Linked DNA regions of Homo sapiens: region 1 is linked to region 2. The links are chromatin loops, found by intact Hi-C in ENCODE. Cell type or tissue: CD14-positive monocyte. All regions are shown on one strand. Each heading gives the region's core, and the rest is flanking DNA. Links, peaks and the distances in the headings are about the cores only.

Region 1 (9,847 bases), core at 1,128-9,127, 54 kb before region 2:
GAGCCATAATTCACATAGTGGCTAACGCCTGTGATCCCAGGTGTTGGTGACGGCCGGGCTCGGCAGCTCATGCCTGTAATCCCAGCACTTTGGGAGGCCAAGGCAGGTGGATCATTTGAAGTCAGGAGGTTGACACCAGCCTGACCAACATGGTGAAGCCCCGTCTCTACTAAAAATACAAAAAAATTAGCTGGGCGCAGTGGCATGCACCTGTAATCCCAGCTGCTTGGGAGGCTGTGGCAGGAGAATCGCTTGAACCTGGGAGGCAATGGTTGCAGTGAACTGAGATCAAGCCACTGCACTGCAGCCTGGATGACAGAGCGAGACTCCGTCTCAAAAAAAAAGAGTAGAACTTGGTGACAACAGAAGGAATCTTAATAGAGCCTGGTAGTATCAAAGGACAGTTTTAGGAAGAGCTTTTGGGAATTCCTCAAGGTAGGCCAATTTCAGGTTCACTGACCAGGGTCCTAGTTTGTTTACATGACCTCAAAGCAGACCTTGTTTTAAAGGGACTACTTTGGCCAGGCACAGTGGCTCACGCCTGTAATCCCAGCACTTTGGGAGGCCAAGGCAGGTGGATCACCTGAGGTCAGGAGTTTGAGACCACCTTGGTCAGCATGGTGAAACCCCATCTCTACTAAAAATACAAAAACTTAGCTAGGTGTGGTGGCGGGTGCCTGTAATCCCAGCTACTCAGGATGCTGAGGCAGAAGAATCACTTGAACCGGGGAGGTGGAGGTTGCAGTGAGCCATTGCACTCCAGCCTGGGCAACAAGAGTGAAACCCCATCTCAAAAATAAAAAATAAAAATAAAAATAAATGGACTACCTTGCAGGCTTTTTGCTTGTGACTTTTTTTTTTCTTTTGTTTTTTTCTTTCTTTTTTCTATGGTAACAAACTCAAGTATGCTTATGACTTCTGCCTTTATCTTTCAGGCATCTGAAAGTTCCTGATGGCTCTCTCTGATCAATATGCAACAGTCACAGCTGTTTTAAAAAGACCTCTGTCTACCTCAGTTAAAGTCTGAGGCCAGACTAACTGTGGCTCTGTAGCTGGTTACAGTGATACGGCCTAAAGGCTTTCACCATTAGATCTATTTTTGAAAGTGCAAATGGATGTTTCCCTAATTTTATATCAGAGAACCATGCGTACCATGTTTTACTTATATATATATATTTATTTTATTTTTTTAGACAGAGTCTTGTTCTCTTGCCCAGGCTGGAGTGCAGTGGCGTGATCTCGGCTCACTGGAACCTCCGCCTCCCAGATTCAAGCGATTCTCCTGCCTCAGCCTCCTAAGTAGCTGGGATTACAGGCGTGTGCCACCACACCTGGATAATTTTTGTATTTTTAGTAGAGACGGGGTTTCACCACGTTGGCCAGGCTGGTCTCGAACTCCTGACCTCAAGTGATCTGCCTGCCTCGACCTCCCAAAGTGCTGGGGTTACAGGCGTGACCCATCGCGCTCAGCCCATAGTATATGTTTTATTGTTCATTTTTCTTAAGTACTTCCTTTAGCCTCATCTAAGCAGTAATGTCCATGAAATCTGGGCCACAGTTTCCTGACTGACATTAAACAAATACAGAACTATTTAAATTAGAAATACTCATTCGTTTACAACAGAATCCTCTTATATTCCACACGGTTTTCAAGTATTCCTTTCTCTGCGTCATTAGGGTAATTAAAGAAACCCAAGATTTGTTTCAGCAGCTTTTGATTTCCACTGGTAACGGGATAAATCCTCCATAGCGGCTAACGTGGAAGACACCTCACACATCACATCAGCATGCATGCCTTGCCCATACCGCGTGACCTCCAAGGTACCGTGTCCAAATGACACGCAGAATACCCTGCTGCTTTCTTGGAATAACTTTGACCTGCACCCCCAACTTTGTCTTTCACACCTTGAATTGATTTGCTCCCTTCTAAGTTTGCTGCTATATGTCTCCGGCATTGCAAAAAACGTGACTTGCACAGCAAAGGGTCAGCTCTCATTTCTGTGTTTGCTTTCCCTTCCAAAGGTTTAGCTTCTTCTCCCGAGATAAGAAGCGCCTGGCCAACACACAGAGAAACGTGCACATCCAGGAGTCCTTTGGACAGTGGGCAAACACCCACCGCGATGACGGTTACACAGAGCAAGGACAGGAAGCCCTGCAGCATCTGTGACCTTGGCCCATCTCCACCCTCCAACCTGGACTGCCCGCCACCAGCGCCTGCAACCGAACTGCAGCCCAGGGGTCATTGCTGCCTCAAGCCTCTCGGTGCAGATGCACCCTGAAAACTGACCCCTCAAACAGACTGTCTGATTTGAGGATGGACATTGAAAAACTGACGCCAAACTCTAAAGAAATGTTTATTTATACCCAGGGCTATCACTGTTTCTAATAGATGACTCTGATCCCGTAGGATATATATTTAATAATCCCACAAACGGAGGCCAGACTTCTGCGTTAACTTCAGTAACACAAGCTTCTTTAAGCCAAATACATCACTTGCCACTATCATTGCTGTTTGACTTGCTTTGTATAAAATGCTATGTGTAGAGGTTTTATTATCACAGGTGACATAGTTCAGCAGGAGGCATGGAAGGGCTAGATCTTCATTAGTTACATTCATGAAATTGTGATGGTAACGTATTATACAGAATGTATCCATCAGGCAGACAAGGGGTCTGAAGTCACAGGCTCAGTAGCCCAACTCAGACACAAAGCCACAGACAATATGGATGATGGTCCTCTTACCCAGAAACTGGAGACAACTTTGCAGGCACCCTGGCTGCGTTCCTGATAATGCCTAGAGCATGTAGCAATGTTCAAGGCAGGTGCCTTGGAATCTGCTGTGAGTTATGCAGTACTAACCAAACAAAGTTGCTAAGGATGAGATGTTGCAACATTTCTTGTGTGCACTTTTTTTTCCTGACATCTTTTTTTCCTTTTAGGATTCATTAAGTCATATACTTAGTCCCCTGCAAAGAAGAAGACAGATGTCCCAGAGCAGACTGAAAGCGGGGCGTGGGATCCTAGGCAATGCAGGAGGGCAGGTGGGGGAGCTGTAGCAGAACAAGGGTGCTAGGTGGGAAGCTGGCTTGGGGACCACACGTCTGGCTGACTCACAGGGCTATAGCAGCAGACAGAGAGCCAGATGCTCTACTGCAACTGGTGAGTTGGAGGCTTGCCCACATAACACTGTCTTTCTCTCCACCCGCCAAGCATCCAGGGCACAGGGCTGGTTGCTCACAGATTGAGCGAGGTAGCACCTCCTACCAGCACTCAAGTTTATCAGGGCCGCGTTCTAAACATTCTACTGAAGTTTGCTAAGAAACCATTAGGTGAGGCTGGGCACAGTGGCTCACGCCTGCTATCCCAGCACTTTGGGAGGCCGAGGCAGGTGGGTCACTTGAGGTCCGGAGTTCGAGACCAGCTTGGCCAACACGGTGAAACCCCATCTCTACAAAAATACAAAAAAATTAGCCAGGCGAGGTGGTGCATGCCTATAATCCCAGCTGCTCAGGAGGCCGAGACAGGAGAATTCCTTGAACCTAGGAGGCAGAGGTTGCAGTGAGCCTAGATCGTGCCATTGCACTCCAGCCTGGGCGACAGAGTGAGACTTCATCTAAAAAAAAAAAAAAAAAGAAAGAAAGAAACCATCAGGTGAATTTGCAGAATCTAGAATGGACTCTGCTTCCAGATTGCCGAAAAAAAGAAATGATCAGACAGGGTAATTATTGCTGCGTTAGAGCAGTGTTTCTCAAACCTGAGTGCCCATTAGAATTATTAGAATTTATTCTCAAAGAGTATAGAAGCAGGTATACTGATGAATTTCTCTCCCACCCCTGGCCACCTTTGTTGCCCTTCCAACAGGTAACCAAAATTGCCAGTTTCTTGGTTATCTTTCCTAAACACTAAATGTCTCTCTTTTTTTTGAGATAGTCTTGCTCTATTGCCCAAGCCAAAGTATAGTGGCACCATCTCTGCTCACTGCAACTTCCGCCTCTTGAGTTCAAGCAATTCTCATGCCTGAGCCTCCCAAGTAGCTGGGACTACATGTGTGTGCCACCATACCTGACTAATTTTTGTATTTTTAGTAAAGACGGGGTTTCACCATGTTGGCCAGGCTGGTCTCGAGGTCTCGAACTCCTGACCTCAAGTGATTCACCTGCCTTGGCCTCTCAAAGTGCTGGGATTACAGGTGTGAGCCACTGTGGCTGGCCTTTTTTTTTTTTTTTTTTTTGGACACAGGGTCTCACTCTGTCACCTAGGCTGGAGTACAGTGGCACTATCATAGCTCATTGCAGCTATGAACCCCTGGGCTCAAGCAATCCTCCCACCTCAGCCTCCCAAGTAGCTGGTACTACTGATGTGCACCACCATGCCCAGCTAATTATTTTTTGTAGAGACCAGGTCTTACTTTGTTGCCTAAGCTGGTCTCAAACTCCTGGGCTCAAGTGATCCTCACACCCCAGCCTCCCAAAGTGCTGGGAATTCAGGTGTGAGCCACCGTGCCTGGCCAAATGTCACTTTTTTGATAAGTCAGCAGATCCAGCTCTTGAGCACATCAGAGGCTAGATAATCGGGACAGAAAGGAAAAATCAATCCATCAGAAAGTTTATACATGCAATTATGTAAAATAAAATCAAGAACAAAAAGCATATATATATGTACATGTGTGTATATATTCCTTCTTTCCTTTTTTCTTAAGGGACAAGGTCTTACTATGTCACCAAGGCTGGTCCCAAACTCCTGGCCTCAAGCAATCCTCCTGCCTCAGCCTCCCGAGTAGATGGGACTATAGACATGAACCACCATACCTGGCCCTCCTTTTTTTTTTTATTTAAATGGCAGCATAATATATTCATGCTGTTCTGTGCTTTTCTTTTTTCCCCTTGAAATATCCTAGAGAGGGCCAAGGTGCAGTGGGTCACACCTATAATCCCCATATTTTGGGAGGTCAAGTAGGGAGGATCACTTGAGCCCAGGAGTTTAAGACAAACCTAGGTGACATAGCAATAACCCACCTCTACAAAAAATTAATTAAAATAAAAAAATAGGTGGGTGTGGTGGTGTACACCTATGATCTCAGCTACTTGGGAGGCTAAGGCAGGAGGATCCCTTGAGCCCAGTTCAAGGCTGCAGTGAGCTGTGATCACACCACTGCACTCCAGCCTGGGGGACAGAGTGAGACCCTGCCTCAAAAAAGAAAAAAAAATGTATAGCAATAACTCCATATGAGTACATAAGACAGCGGCTCTCATGGCCAGGAGCAGTGGTTCATACCTGTAATCCCAGCACTTTGGGAGGCTGAGGCAGGCAGATCATGAGGTCAGGAGTTTGAGACCAGCCTGGCCAACATAGAGAAATCCCATCTCTACTAAAAATACAAAAATTAGCTGGGCATGGGGGCATGCGCCTGTTGTCCCAGCTACTCAGGAGGCTGAGGCAGGAGAATCGCTTGAACCCGGGAGGCAGAGTTTGCAGTGAGCGGAGATCGCACCACTGCACTCCAGCCTGGGCGACAGAGCGAGACTCTGTCTCAAAAAAAAAAAGAAAAGACAGTGGCTCTCAACCACGGATGACTGAGCCCCCCAGGGGACATTTGGCAGTCTGGAGACATTTTTGATTGTCACAACTGGAGGGGGAGAGAGGATACTGTCATCTATGGGTAGACACCAAGGAAGGTGCTAATGAACATCCTACAATGCCCTGGTCTACCATATGGGGGTGATATTTATTAATGTTTATCTAGGCCCCACTGATGGACAGGTAGCTTCCTTCCAATCCTTTACTCTCAAAAAGTGTTGCACACTGTCACACACACAAAAGTCTACAGAATAAACTAGAAGCAGAATTGCTAGATCAAAGAGTATTTGCTTCTGTCATGTTCATGGAGACTGCCAAAGTCCCTACCATGGAGGCTGTACCATTGTTTTTCTTTCAAAGTCACCACAGCCCATAGAACACTAAGCCCAAATGTACAGGGTTGGAGTCTGAGTGTGCAAGTTTTTTGTTTTTTGTTTTGAGACAGGGTCTTACTCTGTCACCCAGGTTGGAGTGCAGTGGCACAATCTCAGCTCACTGCAACCTCTGCTTCCCGGGCTCGAGCAATTCTCCAGCCTCAGCCTCCCAAGTAGGTGGGACTACAGGCAAGCAAAACCAACACCCGGCTAATTTTTGTGTTTTTCGTAAAGAGAAGTTTTCACCACGTTGCCCAGACTGGTCTCGAACTGCTGAGCTCCAAGCCATCCACCTGTCATGGCCTCCCAAAGTGCTGAGATTACAGCCGTGAGCCATCACGCCCAGCCTCAGTGTGCATGTTTTCTTTTTTTCTTTTCTTTTTTTTTTTTTTTTTGAGACAGAGTCTCGCTCTGTCGCCCAGGCTGGAGTGCAGTGGTCCGGTCTTGGCTCACTGCAACCTCCGCCTCCTGGGTTCAAGCCATTCTCCTGCCTCAACCTCCTGAGTAGCTGGGATTACAGGCACCTGCCACCACGCCCAGTTAATTTTTGTATTTTTAGTAGGGATGGGGCTTTACCATGTTGGCCAGGATGGTCTCGAACTCCTGTCCTCAGGTGATCTGCCCGCCTCGGCCTCCCAAAGTGCTGGGATCACAGCCGTGAGCACCGTGCCCAGCCAAGTGTGCATGTTTTCAATCTCTCCCTGTTCTGATGCTCAGAGTTGACAACTACACAAACACTGCAACTGGCTTTGCTTTTTGTCCTGATGGTATCTCACAAGGCTTCCCTAATGCAGGCAGTCTTGTTTTCTAGACAATCTACCAACCCTAGCCCACAACACCCTTCTGGTGCCATAATAAGGGAACACTTTGTAAATTAAATGTGAGTGAAATCAAAAAGGTTTCCTGCAAGGTTGTTTTCTGAGACTTGGGAAATAATAAAATTCTGTACTGGAAATTCACAAAGGAAAGGGCCTATTTTTCTAAAACTGTTCTAACAGCTGACAGCAATTTTAAGCCACAGCAGGTTGGTCCAGTTCCCTGTATAATATCATGAGAGATTCATACTCCTATGCGAAAACCTAGCAATGGTACTAAATCATTTATTTTGCATGAAACATCTTGAATTTTCAGAATATGAACTTTCAAAGACGGCCATTTATCAAAATGCTAAATGTCACTTTTTTGAAAATCATCCGAACAGTATGGTACTTGCTCAAAGTCCTCAGAAGTTAAGGTCAGCAGATCTAGCTCTCGAGCACCCCAGAGACTAGATAAGAGAGAAAGGAAAAATCAATCCATCAGAACTAGCTGTAATTCTTTCATAGATCCTGACCACTCCTTATTCTTCATTTTCATTTCACCACCACTTCTGTCTAACTTTATCTTTTCAAAGGGCTGGAAGGCTGCCATAGATCACAGCCCAGCAACTTTGGTTTTTAATTTTAAATGTCAGTCAGAAAAAGAAGAAAGGCAGTCGGCATTTTGAGTGAGAATGGAAGTGCATTTGTTCAAGAATGCTGACCTGGCTGTGCAGACTGCCTTCTGGTATTAGGGCTCTGGACATTCTCCTTGAATTCACTTTTCTATCCCATTTTTATTTCAATTCAGCAAACTCTTGGGCTATGGATATAAAGATAGAAAAGATACAATTTATTCTGACCAGATTAGTGTTCTTCCTCTAAGGACTCAGAGGAGTGTGATTAGGTCATAACCTCTTTTTGCCACGTACTCAAGATGATCATTTAAAATAGATGGAAGAAAATCAAATTCCTACTGCCAAATTAAATCTGAATACTAGCTCCTTACAAATGCCCTTCTGGCTGGGCGCAGTGGCTTATGCCTGTAATCCCAGCACTTTGGGAGGCTAAGGCAGGTGGCTCATTTGAGGTCAAGAGTTGGAGACCAGGCCAGGAGTAGTGGCTCACACCTGTAATCCCAGCACTTTGGGAGGCCAAGGCAGGTGGATCATCTGAGGTCAGGAGTTCGAAAACAGCCTGACCAACATGGTGAAACCCCATCTCCACTAAAAATACAAAAATTAGTCGGGCATGGTGGCACATGCCTGTAATCCCAACTACTGGGGAGGCTGAGGCAGGAGAATCACTTGAACCCAGGAGGCAGAGGTTACAGTGAGCCAAGATTTTACCACTGCACTCCAGCCCTGGCAACAGAGTGAGACTCTGTCTCAAAAAAAAAAAAAAGAAAAGAAAAGAAAATGCCCTTCTGTACAGATGCCAGTAACTACAAAATTGCTTCTTGATCCTGTTAAATAACATGTCCTTAGAACTATGTGAGGAAGATGATAAATTCCTATCAGCTTGAACCGAAGTTCCAGATTGGAAAGAAAACTATTCCAAACCCCATGATCATCAGTAAGTTTTATTCAACCATTAGACTCACGCTGCGTTGAAAGACAATCCCCCTCCACTCATTTCCACTGTAACTTCACTTTGGGGTTCTGCTGTTGGGCCTCTACTTGCCTCTTTCCTTCTTCTCCCTCCCCTTGATCCTGTCATCTCTGAAGTCCCTCTCTCTCTCCCAGTCATTGTCGGGCCACACCCTGGTCGGCTCTCTTTCTTGCCATCTCTTCTCCCGGCCCCTGTCATGGTCTCGATCCCTTGTCCTCGAGTCCCAGTGTCTTTCTCGGGATCGAGATCGCTCCCGCCTTTCCCGTTTTCCCTCTCTATAGAGGTCGTTTTTAACAACTGGCAAGTTAATAGGTTTTCGAAAAGGCCGGTCCCGTCCCCCAAATCTCAGTTGCCCAGACTCCTTTTTTCCCCCAAGACCGCCTCCAAGTCGCCGAGGGATCCACCCTTTGAGAGTCCTTTCCAGCTCGTAGTCCACAAATATCTCATGCTGGTCAATAACCAGGCCATCAGCATCTCGGTAAGCTTTGATCACGGCACGCTCCTCCTTGTATTCGATGAAGGCGTAGCCCTTTGAAAAACCTGTGACCAAGTCCCTGACCAGCCGAAGCCGCCGGATGTCACCATAGCGGGAAAAGACTTCCTTTAATTTGTCCTCCTTGGTCTGCAAGTTTAGTCTGGCCACAAACAGGGTGAGGAGGGGATCTCCTATGACACCTTTGTTGGGGACATATCGTGCCAGCATTGCCCTCCAGACCGCGCGGTCGTGTGGGTCTTCATCGGTGCCATCAATGCTGCCCGCTTTGAGTGGATCATACTCCTTGGCGATGGGCATCCAATCGTTCATGTTCTATGAATGATAAGAGCAAGCGTGGATGGAGCCTCTACTCTGAGCCACTCATTCAACCCTTACAACAATGCCATGAAAAGGATACTATCATTCACCTCTTCTTAAAAACAGGAAAGGAAGGGAACACCCACAGAGGCTAAGTCCTCCCTGCTAGTAAGTGGGGGAGACAGCACCAAAGCCAGGCAGTTGTGCTCCAGAGAAGCCCTTACCCACTCCTACAAATGCCCTCTCAGGAAGCAGAGGGCAGCGTGCTCGGGTTTCACCCATATATGCAGCATCTGGCTCAGCCACGGAAGGGCACTTACCAACTATGAACACATTACAATGTGGCAACGTGGATCAAAACCAGACTTCTCTTTCAGAACCTTTAAAATGATCATAGGAAAACTAGCCCAGGAACTGCTGGTGGAAAATGGCAATTTAAAAACTCTACTACCAAGAATATCAAATACCAACATAGAGAATCATATAATAACCCTCCACAAACTTCTCACCCGGCTCAACTAGAACCACCATGCACATGTGGCCAGAATAATCTGCCCCCAGATAATTCTGAAACAAATTCTAGATATCACATCATTCGTGTGGAAATTTTTTTACTATGCATCATTAAAAGATATAGACTTTTTTAAAACTACAAGAGAAAACAGGGATTTGGATGCACCATTCTGTAGTAAACA
Region 2 (9,847 bases), core at 848-8,847:
TGACGCCTGTAAACCCAGCACTTCGGGAGGCTGAGGTGGGAGGATCACCTGAGGTCAGGAGTTCGAGACCAGCCTAGCCAACATGGTGAAGCCCCGTCTCTACTAAAAATACAAAAATTAGCCGGGCATGGTGGCGGGTGCCTGTAATCCCAGCTACTCGGGAGGCTGAGGCAGGAGAATCGCCTGAGCCCAGGAGGCAGAGGTTGCAGTGAACTGAGATTGCACCACTGCACTCCAGCCTGGGCAACAAAACGAGACTCTGTCTCAAAAAAAATAAAAATAGGCCGGGCACAGTGGCTTACGCCTGTAATCCCAAGACTTTGGGAGGCCGAGGTGGGCGGATCACCAAGCCAAGAGATCAAGATCATCCTGGCCAACATGGTGAAACCCCGTCTCTGCCAGGCGCAGTGGCTCAGGCCTGTAATCCCAGCACTTTGGGAGGCCGAGGCGGGAGGATCACGAGGTCAGGAGATCGAGACCATCCTGGCTAACATGGTGAAACCACGTCTCTACTAAAAATACAAAAAAATTAGCCAGGCATGGTGGCAGGCTCCTTTAATCCCAGCTACTCAGGAGGCTGAGGCAGGAGAATGGCATGAACCCAGGAGGCGGATGTTGCAGTGAGCCAAGATCACACCACTGCACTCCAGCCTGGGCAACAGAGCAAGACTCTGTCTCAAAAAAAAAAAAAAAAAAAAGAAACCCCGTCTCTACTAAAAATACAAAAATTAGCTGGGTGTGGTGGCGTGTACCTATAGTCCCAGCTACTTGGGAGGCTGAGGCAGGAGAATCGCTTTAACCTGGGAGGCTGAGGCAGGAGAATCGCTTTAACCTGGGAGGCAGAGGTTGCAGTGAGCCAAGATCGCACCACTGCACTCCAGCCTGGGCGACAGAATGAGACTGTGTCTGAAAAAAAATAAATAGATAAAAATAAAAATTAAATAAATAAAAATACAAAATTAGCCATGGCCTCTGTAATTTCAGCTACTCGGGAGGCTGAAGTAGAATAATCACTTGAACCTGGGAGGAGGATATTGCAGTGAGCTGAGATCACACCCCTGCACTCCAGCCTGGGCAATAGAGCAAGACTCCATCTCAAAAAAAAAAAAAAAAAGAAAAAAGGGAGTCAATATCCTCTTGATAACCAGAATAGAACTGGAGCAACAGGCAGTTTCAGCCTGGCTGTGGGAAATGCCCAAGGACCTCTCCCTGTCCCACGTGGGACCATTCCTCTTGAATGAGCCGTGTCCCAGCATTGGAACATGCTATGCACTTTCCTCTGAATACTTCCCTCATGTCTGTGCACCAGGGTTGATCCCATAGTTCTTCGGATGCTGCCTCTTATACTAAGAGTGAGGTGCTTGTGTAAAATTCAGATTCTCAGAAATCAAGTCAGTAGGCCGGGCGCAGTAGCTCACACCTGTAATCCCAGCACTTTGGGAGGCCGAGGCGGGCAGATCACAAGGTCAGGATATGGAGACCATCCTGGCTGACCATCCTGGCTAACATGGTGAAACCCCATCTCCACTAAAAATACAAAAAATTAGCCGGGCATGGTAGTGGGCGCCTGTATTCCCAGCTACTCGGGAGGCTGAGGCAGGAGAATGGCGTGAACCCAGCAGGCAGAGCTTGCAGTGAGCCGAGATCGTGCCACTGCACTCCAGCCTGAGTGACAGAGCGAGACTCCGTCTCAAAAAAAAAAAAAGCCGGGCGCAGTGGGTCACACCTATAATCTCAGCACTTTTGGAGGCTGAGGCGGGCAGATCACAAGGTCAGAAGATTGAGACCATCCTGGCCAACATGGTGAAACCCCAAGCCTGTAGTCCCAGCTACTCAAGAGGCTGAGGCAAGAGAATTGCTTGAACCCGGGAGGCAGAGGTTGTAGTGAGCTGAGATTGCGCCACTGCACTCCAGCCTAGCAACAGAGCAAGACTCTGTCTCAAAAAAAAAAAAAAAAAAAAAAAGAAAGAAAAAGAAAAAGAAATCAAGTCAGTGGTTCTTGGATGAAGCTCAGAAATCTGGATTTTTTTCAAAAGTTCCTTGGACCACACTGATATGTGCCCTCTTAGTTGCCAGGTGTCAGGACAGTAGGCTGCAGCTTTCCTGTACTCCATTCATTCAACAAATATTTACTGAGGGTCTGCCATGTGCCAGGCACTGTTGTAGGTGCTGAAGATACAGCAGTGAACAGAACCTAAAGTCTCTGGCTCGTGGACCTTACATTCTAGTAGAGGGAGTCAGAGAGTGAACAGGTAAAGAAATATATTAACAGGACAATTTCAGATAGCTATATGTGCTATGATCACAAATAAGGGGACAGAACGGGAGAGAGAGGACTACTTTAGATTTGGGTTATCTTTTATCACAGCAGTGGGAAAAAAAACACAAGAAAATCGAGTTGGGAAGTCCTGGAAGGCTTCTGTGAGGAGGTGACATTCAAACTGATCACTGAAGTACATTAAAGACCGGAAGGAAGAGCATTCCAGGACAGGAGCAGTGGCTCATGCCTGTAATCCCAGCACTTTGGGAGGCCAAGGCCAGAGGATCGCTTGAGCCCAAGAGTTTGAGACTAGCCTGGGCAACATAGAGAGCTTTTTTGTAGAGACCTCATCTCTACAAAAAAGAATAAAATTAGCCGGGTATGTGCCTGTAGTTCCAGCTACTTGGGAGGATCTCTTGAGCACAAGAGGTCCAGGCTACAGTAGGCCATGGTCACACCACTACACTCCAGCCTGGATGACAGAGCAAGATCCCGTCTCCCACCAAAACAAAAGAGCATTCCTGGTAGACGGGACAGTAAGTGTAAGAGCTTCAGGCTACAGAAATTCCCAGAACAGGCCAGGCACAGTGGCTCACGCCTGTAATCCCAGCACTTTGGGAGGCCAAGGCGGGCAGATCACCTGAGGCCCAGAGTTCGAGACGAACCTGGCCAACATGGAGAAACCCCATCTCTACTAAAAATACAAAATTAGCTGGGCGTGGTGGCGCATGCCTGTAATCCCAGCTACTCAGGAGGCTGAGGCAGGAGAATTGCTTGAACTCTGGTAGGCGGAGGTTGCCGTGAGCCGAGATCGTGCCATTGCACTTGAGCCTGGGCAACCACAGTGAAACTCTGTCTCAAAAAAAAAAAGAAATTTTCAGAACAGAAGACCATGGTGACTGGAACAGGGAAGAGAATGGAGGTGGGATTGGAGAGGTGGGAGGGGCTGGGTCACCCAGGGCCACGTGGATTCTTTCTGGTGCTGACTGTGGGTTTTATTCTAGGTACGTTGGGAAGAGACATTGGATGGTTTTAAGCTGGAGAGTAACATGACCGTATTTATGTACAAAAAGCTCACTCTGGTTGCCTTGTGGAGAAGGGTTGGGAGACAGGGTCAAAGTAAGGCCAATGGGGGTGTTTCTTTTTTCCTTTTTTTTTTTTTGAGATGGGGTCTCACTCTGTCACCCAGGCTGGTGTGCGGTAGCTTGATCTCAGCTCACTGCAACCTCCGCCTCCCAGTTTCAAGCGATCCTCCCACCTCAGCCTCCCGAGTAGCTGGGACCACAGGTGTTCACCATCATGCCCAGCTAATTTTTGTATTTTTGGTAAAGATGGGGTTTCTCCACGTTTCTCAGGCTGGTCTGGAACTCCTGAGCTCAAGCAATCCGCCCGCCTCAGCCTCCCAATGTGCTAGGATTACGGGTGTAAGCCACTGCACCCAGCCTAATGGAAGTGTTTCTTCCACAAGGAAGGGTCTTCTGAGGTAAGATAATGAAAGAGCACCTCCACCCAGGTGTCCGAAGTGAAGGTGTTCATTTAGGACTTTCATTGGCTGTCTTGTTGCAAATCAGGCTTCCAGAAGGCATAAACTACTGGTTTCTTTCAGCGTCCTTCTACGGGAGCTTAGGACACCTAATTGGAGTTTGAGCCTAATAGAGCAAAAGTGAAATGTGTGTTCTGTGCATGAGCTAGCCTGAGGACATGTGGCTAGTGGCTAATGAGCGTGAGGCCACCCTTTCAGGGTCAGATAAACTTAATGAGCTACTAGAATCAATGAGTGAATGAATGAACGAATGAATGTGTTTTTTTGTTTTTGTTTTTGAGACGGAGTCTCAATCTGTCACCCAGGCTGGAGTGCAGTGGCACCATCTTGGCTCACTGCAAGCTCCGCCTCCCGGGTTTATGCCATTCTCCTGCCTCAGCCTCCCGAGGCAGCTGGGACTACAGGCGCCCGCCACCACACCCGGCTAATTTTTTGTATTTTTAGTAGAGACGGGGTTTCACCGTGTGAGCCAGGATGGTCTCGATCTCCTGACCTCATGATCTGCCTGCCTCCGTCTCCCAAAGTGCTGGGATTACAGGCATGAGCCACCGCACCCGGGTTTTTTGGGGTTTTTTTGCTTTTTCTTTTTCTTTTGAGATAGTGTCTTGCTCTGTCGCCCAGGCTGGAGTGCAGTGGCGCAATCTCGGCTCACTGCAACCTCTGCGTCCCGGGTTCAAGCGATTCTCCTGCCTCAGCTTCCTGAGTAGCTGGGATTACAGGTGTATGCCACCACGCCTGGTTAATTTTTTTTTTTTTTTAGAGATGGGGTCTCACTATGCTGCCCAGGCATGTCTGAGACTCCTGGGATCAAGTGATCCTCATCCTCTTGCCTCAGCTTCCCAAAATCATAGGATTACAGGCGTGAGCCACAATGCCTGGCCTGGACATATTTTTGAGTCAACAGCTGCAAGAGCTACTTAGAAATTTTACGGGGGTTGCTGTGCCCCTTGCTTTGTTCCTTCTGCTTACCCTGAACCCTCTCTCTCTCCACACCAGGTTCTTTTTTCGATCGGGGAAACAGACCTAGATCCAAGGCCACAAGTAAGGCTATGGCTCTGATTCTAGAAGACAACCTTCCAAGATGCCTGGCAAAACCACCTCCCTGTGCCACACAGACACACTAGGCCTGTGTATTTATTTCCCCTTCAAAGCAGACTGAGGAGGGAGGAGACGAGGTTCTCTTGGCATCACTTTCTCCCTGGCTGCAGAACTAGACACCCTTGAAGATTTGGCCTGGGCCAGTGAGACTGAAATCAAGAAAAACAGAAGGGATGTGCAGGGTGGGGGGGTCCACTTCCTGCTCCCATGTCAACCCCCAGGGCCTCCAGCGTGCAGACGCGTGTCCTACTCATCTGCTCCCACGGATGACCCTGGTCTTCAATGGTTAGCAGAAGGGAGAAAAGAAAGCAGGAAAATGTGCTATTGAGATTCCAGTGGTGACTTCACTGATATTTAGTGAATATTTGATTTAGCCAACATGCCTTTCTTTATGTGATTTTGTATTAAAGTAAAATGATTTTTATACTTTCTATAGCTTATCTAGAGTGGTCTCTTAGTTACGATGGTACACATGGTATATGTGTGTATATGTCATATATCTACATTTCATTGTATAATGAATCAATTGCATTCATTCAGTCTAAGCGATGCACGATTATCTGGTGTCACTATGAAGGGAAAGATTGCTGCAAACTAAAATGTTAAGAAGCTATCGATTTTAGGACTCATCCTGATTTCAGAGGTGTTAAGATGTGAACAAAATGCATTTAGGAATCAATGAAACAGAGAGCGGGTGTCTGCACTTCGCAAAGGAACTAATGAGGCTGCCGCAACCATTCCGTGAGCCTGTCTTCTTAGTAAATAACAGTGGCTTACTCAATGTGTTTCGCCTGCTCTGTGGATTATCTCATTTGTTCCTCATAACCTGGGGAGATGGGGACCGGTACCGGTGCACCAGTTTATAGATTTTTTTTTTTTTTTTTTTTGAGACGGAGTCTCTCGCTCTGTCGCACAGTCTGGAGTGCAGTGGCACGATCTCGGCTCACTACAAGCTCTGCTGCCTACGTTCACGCCATTCTCTTGCCTCAGCCTCCTGAGTAGCTGGGACTACAGGCACTTGCCACCACACTCGTCTAATTTTTTTGTATTTTTAGTAGAGACAGGGTTTCGCCGTGTTAGCCAGGATGGTCTCGATCTCCTGACCTCGTGATCCACCCGCCTCAGCCTCCCAAAGTGCTGGTGAGAGGTGACAGCGTGCTGGCAGTCCTCACAGCCCTCGCTCGCTCTCGGCGCCTCCTCTGCCTGGGCTCCCACTTTGGCGGCACTTGAGGAGCCCTTCAGCCCACCGCTGCACTGTGGGAGCCCCTTTCTGGGCTGGCCAAGGCCGGAGCCCGCTCCCTCAGCTTGCAGGGAGGTGTGGAGGGAGAGGCGCGAGCGGGAACCGGGGCTGCGCGGGGCGCTTGCGGGCCAGCTGGAGTTCCGGGTGGGCGTGGGCTTGGTGGGCCCCGCACTCGGAGCAGCTGGCGGGCCCTGCCGGCTCCGGGCAATGAGGGGCTTAGCACCCGGGCCAGCGGCTGCTGAGGGTGTGCTGGGTCCCCCAGCAGTGCCAGCCCACCGGCGCTGCGCTCGATTTCTCGCCGGGCCTTAGCTGCCTTCCCGTGGGGCAGGGCTCGGGACCTGCAGCCCGCCATGCCTGAGCCTCCCACCCCCTCCGTGGGCTCCTGTGCGGCCCAAGCCTCCTCCACGAGCCCCACCCCCTGCTCCATGGTGTCCAGTCCCATCAACGACCCAAGGGTTGAGGAGTGCAGGCACAGGGCACGGGACTGGCAGGCAGCTCCATCTGCAGCCCCGGTGCGGGATCCACTGGGTGAAGCCAGCTGGGCTCCTGAGTCTGCTGGGGACGTGGAGAACCTTTGTGTCTAGCTCAGGGATTGTAAATACACCAATCGGCACTCTGTATCTAGCTCAAGGTTTGTGAACACACCAATCAGCACCCTGTGTCTAGCTCAGGGTTTGTGAATGCACCAATCGACATTCTGTATCTAGCTACTCTGGTGGGGCCTTGGAGAACCTTTGTGTCCACACTCTGTATCTAGCTAATCTGGTGGGGACGTGGAGAACCTTTGTGTCTAGATCAGGGATTGTAAACGCACCAATCAGCGCCCTGTCAAAACAGACCACTTGGCTCTACCAATCAGCAGGATGTGGGTGGGGCCAGATAAGAGAATAAAAGCAGGCTGCCCCAGGCAGCAGTGGCAACCCGCTCGGGTTCCTTTCCGCATTGTGGAAGCTTTGTTCTTTTGTTCTTTGCAATAAATCTTACTACTGCTTACTCTTTGGGTCCACACTGCTTTTATGAGCTGTAATACTCACCCCGAAGGTCTGCAGCTTCACTCCTGAAGCTAGGGAGACCAGGAGCCCACCAGGAGGAACGAGCAACTCCAGACGCGCCGCCTTAAGAGCTGTAACACTCACCACGAAGGTCTGCAGCTTCACTCCTGAGCCAGCGAGATCACGAACCCACCAGAAGGAAGAAACTCCGAACACATCTGAACATCAGAAGGAACAAACTCTGGACACGCCACCTTTAAGAACTGTAACACTCACCGCGAGGGTCCGCGGCTTCATTCTTGAAGTCAGTGAGACCAAGAACCCACCAATTCCGGACACACTGGGATTACAGGCGTGAGCCACCGCACCCGGCTTTTTTTTGGGGGGTGGTGGGGACGGAGTCTTGCTCTATCGCCCAGGCTGGAGTGCAGTGGCACCATCTGGGTTCACTGCAATCTCTGCCTCCCAGATTCAAGCGATGCTCCTGCCTCAGCCTCCCGACTAGCTGGGACTATAGGTATATGCCACCACACTGGGTTAATTTTTGTATTTTTGTAGAGACGGGGTTTCACCATATTGGCCAGGCTGGTCTCGAACTCCTGACCTCATGATCCGCCCTCCTCGGCCTCCCAAAGTGCTGGGATTACAGGCGTGAGTCACCGTGCCCGGCCAGTTTATAGGTTTAGAAACTGAAACTCTGGCTGTGGAGCTAGGAAGCAGCTTGCCCAGGAGGCAAATGCAGGCCTGATTCCAAGGCCCGGGCGCGGAGCTGCCAAGCTTTATGGGTCCAGAGTCACTGGCAAGTCCTAATAATAGTAATAATTTACTGTATGCCTCGCCTGCATCATTCTAAGTACCTTTCCGATGCTGTCTCACATACTTTTGTGGGATGGGTATCACTATTGTCCTTGGGGTCCTCCCAAGGAGGTTAAGGCATAATGGGTGAAAAGTCTTGTCTAAGGTCCTCAGCTAGAAAGTGGTAGAAGCAGGACTTGAGCCCAGATACAAAGTCCACACACAGGCTTCAACCACTCTGCCTTCCAGGAAGAGCTGGTAGTGTTTAAGAGTCTAGTCCAGAACACTGTCTCAACAGCATCATTAGATCAGGGCTCCTAATCCCTAGAACCCTGTGTAACACTGCAACCCTGGCCAGGCATAGTGGTTCAAGCCTGTAATTCCAGCACTTTTGGAGGCCAAGGTGAGAGGATTGCTTGAGCCCAGGAGTTCGAGACCAGCCTAGGCAACATAGTAAGAACCTATCTTTACAAAAAACAAAAAATTAGCCAGGCATGGTGGTGAGCACCTGTAGTCCCAGCTCCTGGGGAGGCTGAGGCGGGAAGATTAATTGAGCCCGGGAGTTTGAGGCTGCAGTGAGCTATGATCACACCACTACACTCCAGCCTGGGTGACAGAGTGAGACCCTGTCTCCAAATATATAAATGCTCCCCTGCCTCCCTGTGGGGATAGATAGGGTAAGAGAACCCACTCAGAAAGAAAGGTTAAGATGGCCTGGGTGGCTGTGGTACCCCAGGAGACTAAAAAAAGTTACGGTGAGAAATGCTTGGACTGCAACTCTTGGTAAAATCTGATGCTGGCAGGTGGGCATTTTGGAAAATAAGTCCTTGGGGTGATTCTCCTAGAGATGGGCCTAGCTTGACAACAGGTAACAGAGCTGTGACGTCAGCTGAGCTCTGGCGGTTCTCACACTGCAGGATTCCAACTACAAACCTAGACCGGGGAGGAACAGGCTCAGAAGTAGGTTTTCGCCGGGTGCAGTGGCTCATGCTTGTAATCCTAGCACTTTGGGAGGCCGAGGTGGGTGGATCACAAGGTCAGGAGTTCGAGACCAGCCTGGCCAAGAAGGTGAAACCCTGTCTCTACTAAAAATACAAAAATTAGCTATTCAGGAGGCCAAGGCAGGGGAATTGCTTGAACCTGGATGGCAGAGGTTGCAGTGAGCTGAGTTCATGCCACTGCACTCCAGCCTGGGCGACAGAATGAGACTCCGTCTCAAAAAAAAAAAAAAAAAAAAAAAGGTTTTCAAGCCAAGTCTCAGAAGGCACAGGAGGTGGTTGCTGTAGCAATCATCTTTTATTTTATTTATTTGAGACAGAGTCTCGCTCTGTCGCCCAGGCCGGAGTGCAGTGGCAGGATCTCAGCTCCTGACCTCATAATCCGCCTGCCTCGCCCTCCCAAAGTGGTGGGATTACAGGGATTACCGTGCCTGGCCAGCAGTCATCTTTTACAATGAACAAATAGGGCTGGGCGCGGTGGCTCACATCTGTAATCCTAGCACTTTGGGAGATGGGCAGATCACGAGGTCAGGAGACCAGCCTGGCCAACATGGTGAAACCTCGTCTCTACTAAAAATACAAAAATTAGCTGGGTGTGGTGATGCACGCCTGTAATCCTAGCTACTCAGGAGGTTGAGGCAGGAGAATCGCTTGAACCCGGGAGGTGGAGGTTTCAGTGAGCTGAGATTGCACCACTGCACTCCAGCCTGGGCGACAGACAGACCAAGACTCCATCTCAAAAAAAAAATAAATAAATAAATAAAAATAAGTCAGGCACAGTGGCTCACGCATGCCTGTAATCACAGCCCTGTGGGAGGGTGAGGCATGAGGATCGCTTGAGGCCAGGGGTTTGAGACTAGCTTGGGCAACATAGTGAGACCCTATCTCTACAAAAAGTAAAATGAACAAATAAATATAGCA

Evidence for each region. A loop is a pair of places that touch in the nucleus more often than their neighbours do. Peaks named below come from ENCODE experiments on the same cell type or tissue, not always from the same donor. Only the 100,000 strongest peaks of a DNase experiment are listed, where the experiment ranks them.
Region 1: it touches region 2 in a loop (2.0-fold over the local background); 6 of 110 quality-filtered maps call a loop at or near these places.

Annotation. Positions count from the first base shown.
Region 1 is chr12:123,464,858-123,474,704 of GRCh38, reverse strand. It overlaps SNRNP35 (small nuclear ribonucleoprotein U11/U12 subunit 35), which reads right to left. Exons shown (of 2, transcript NM_022717.4): 2 at 7,769-9,167. The coding sequence starts at 9,164. The coding sequence ends at 8,424. It overlaps RILPL1 (Rab interacting lysosomal protein like 1), which reads left to right. Exons shown (of 7, transcript NM_178314.5): 7 at 2,023-4,651. The coding sequence ends at 2,167. Among named protein-coding and RNA genes, the nearest start is that of SNRNP35, 12 kb to the right of the region's middle. RefSeq lists a silencer at 5,609-5,903 and an enhancer at 9,094-9,595. In CD14-positive monocyte, for the core only: a CTCF peak has its summit at 5,702; a DNase peak (open chromatin) is centred at 5,714; H3K27ac peaks cover 569 bases.
Region 2 is chr12:123,410,874-123,420,720 of GRCh38, reverse strand. It overlaps RILPL2 (Rab interacting lysosomal protein like 2), which reads left to right. Exons shown (of 4, transcript NM_145058.3): 4 at 4,800-5,682. The coding sequence ends at 4,830. Among named protein-coding and RNA genes, the nearest start is that of RILPL2, 21 kb to the left of the region's middle. In CD14-positive monocyte, for the core only: no CTCF peak of the experiment used is centred there; no DNase peak of the experiment used is centred there; H3K27ac peaks cover 278 bases.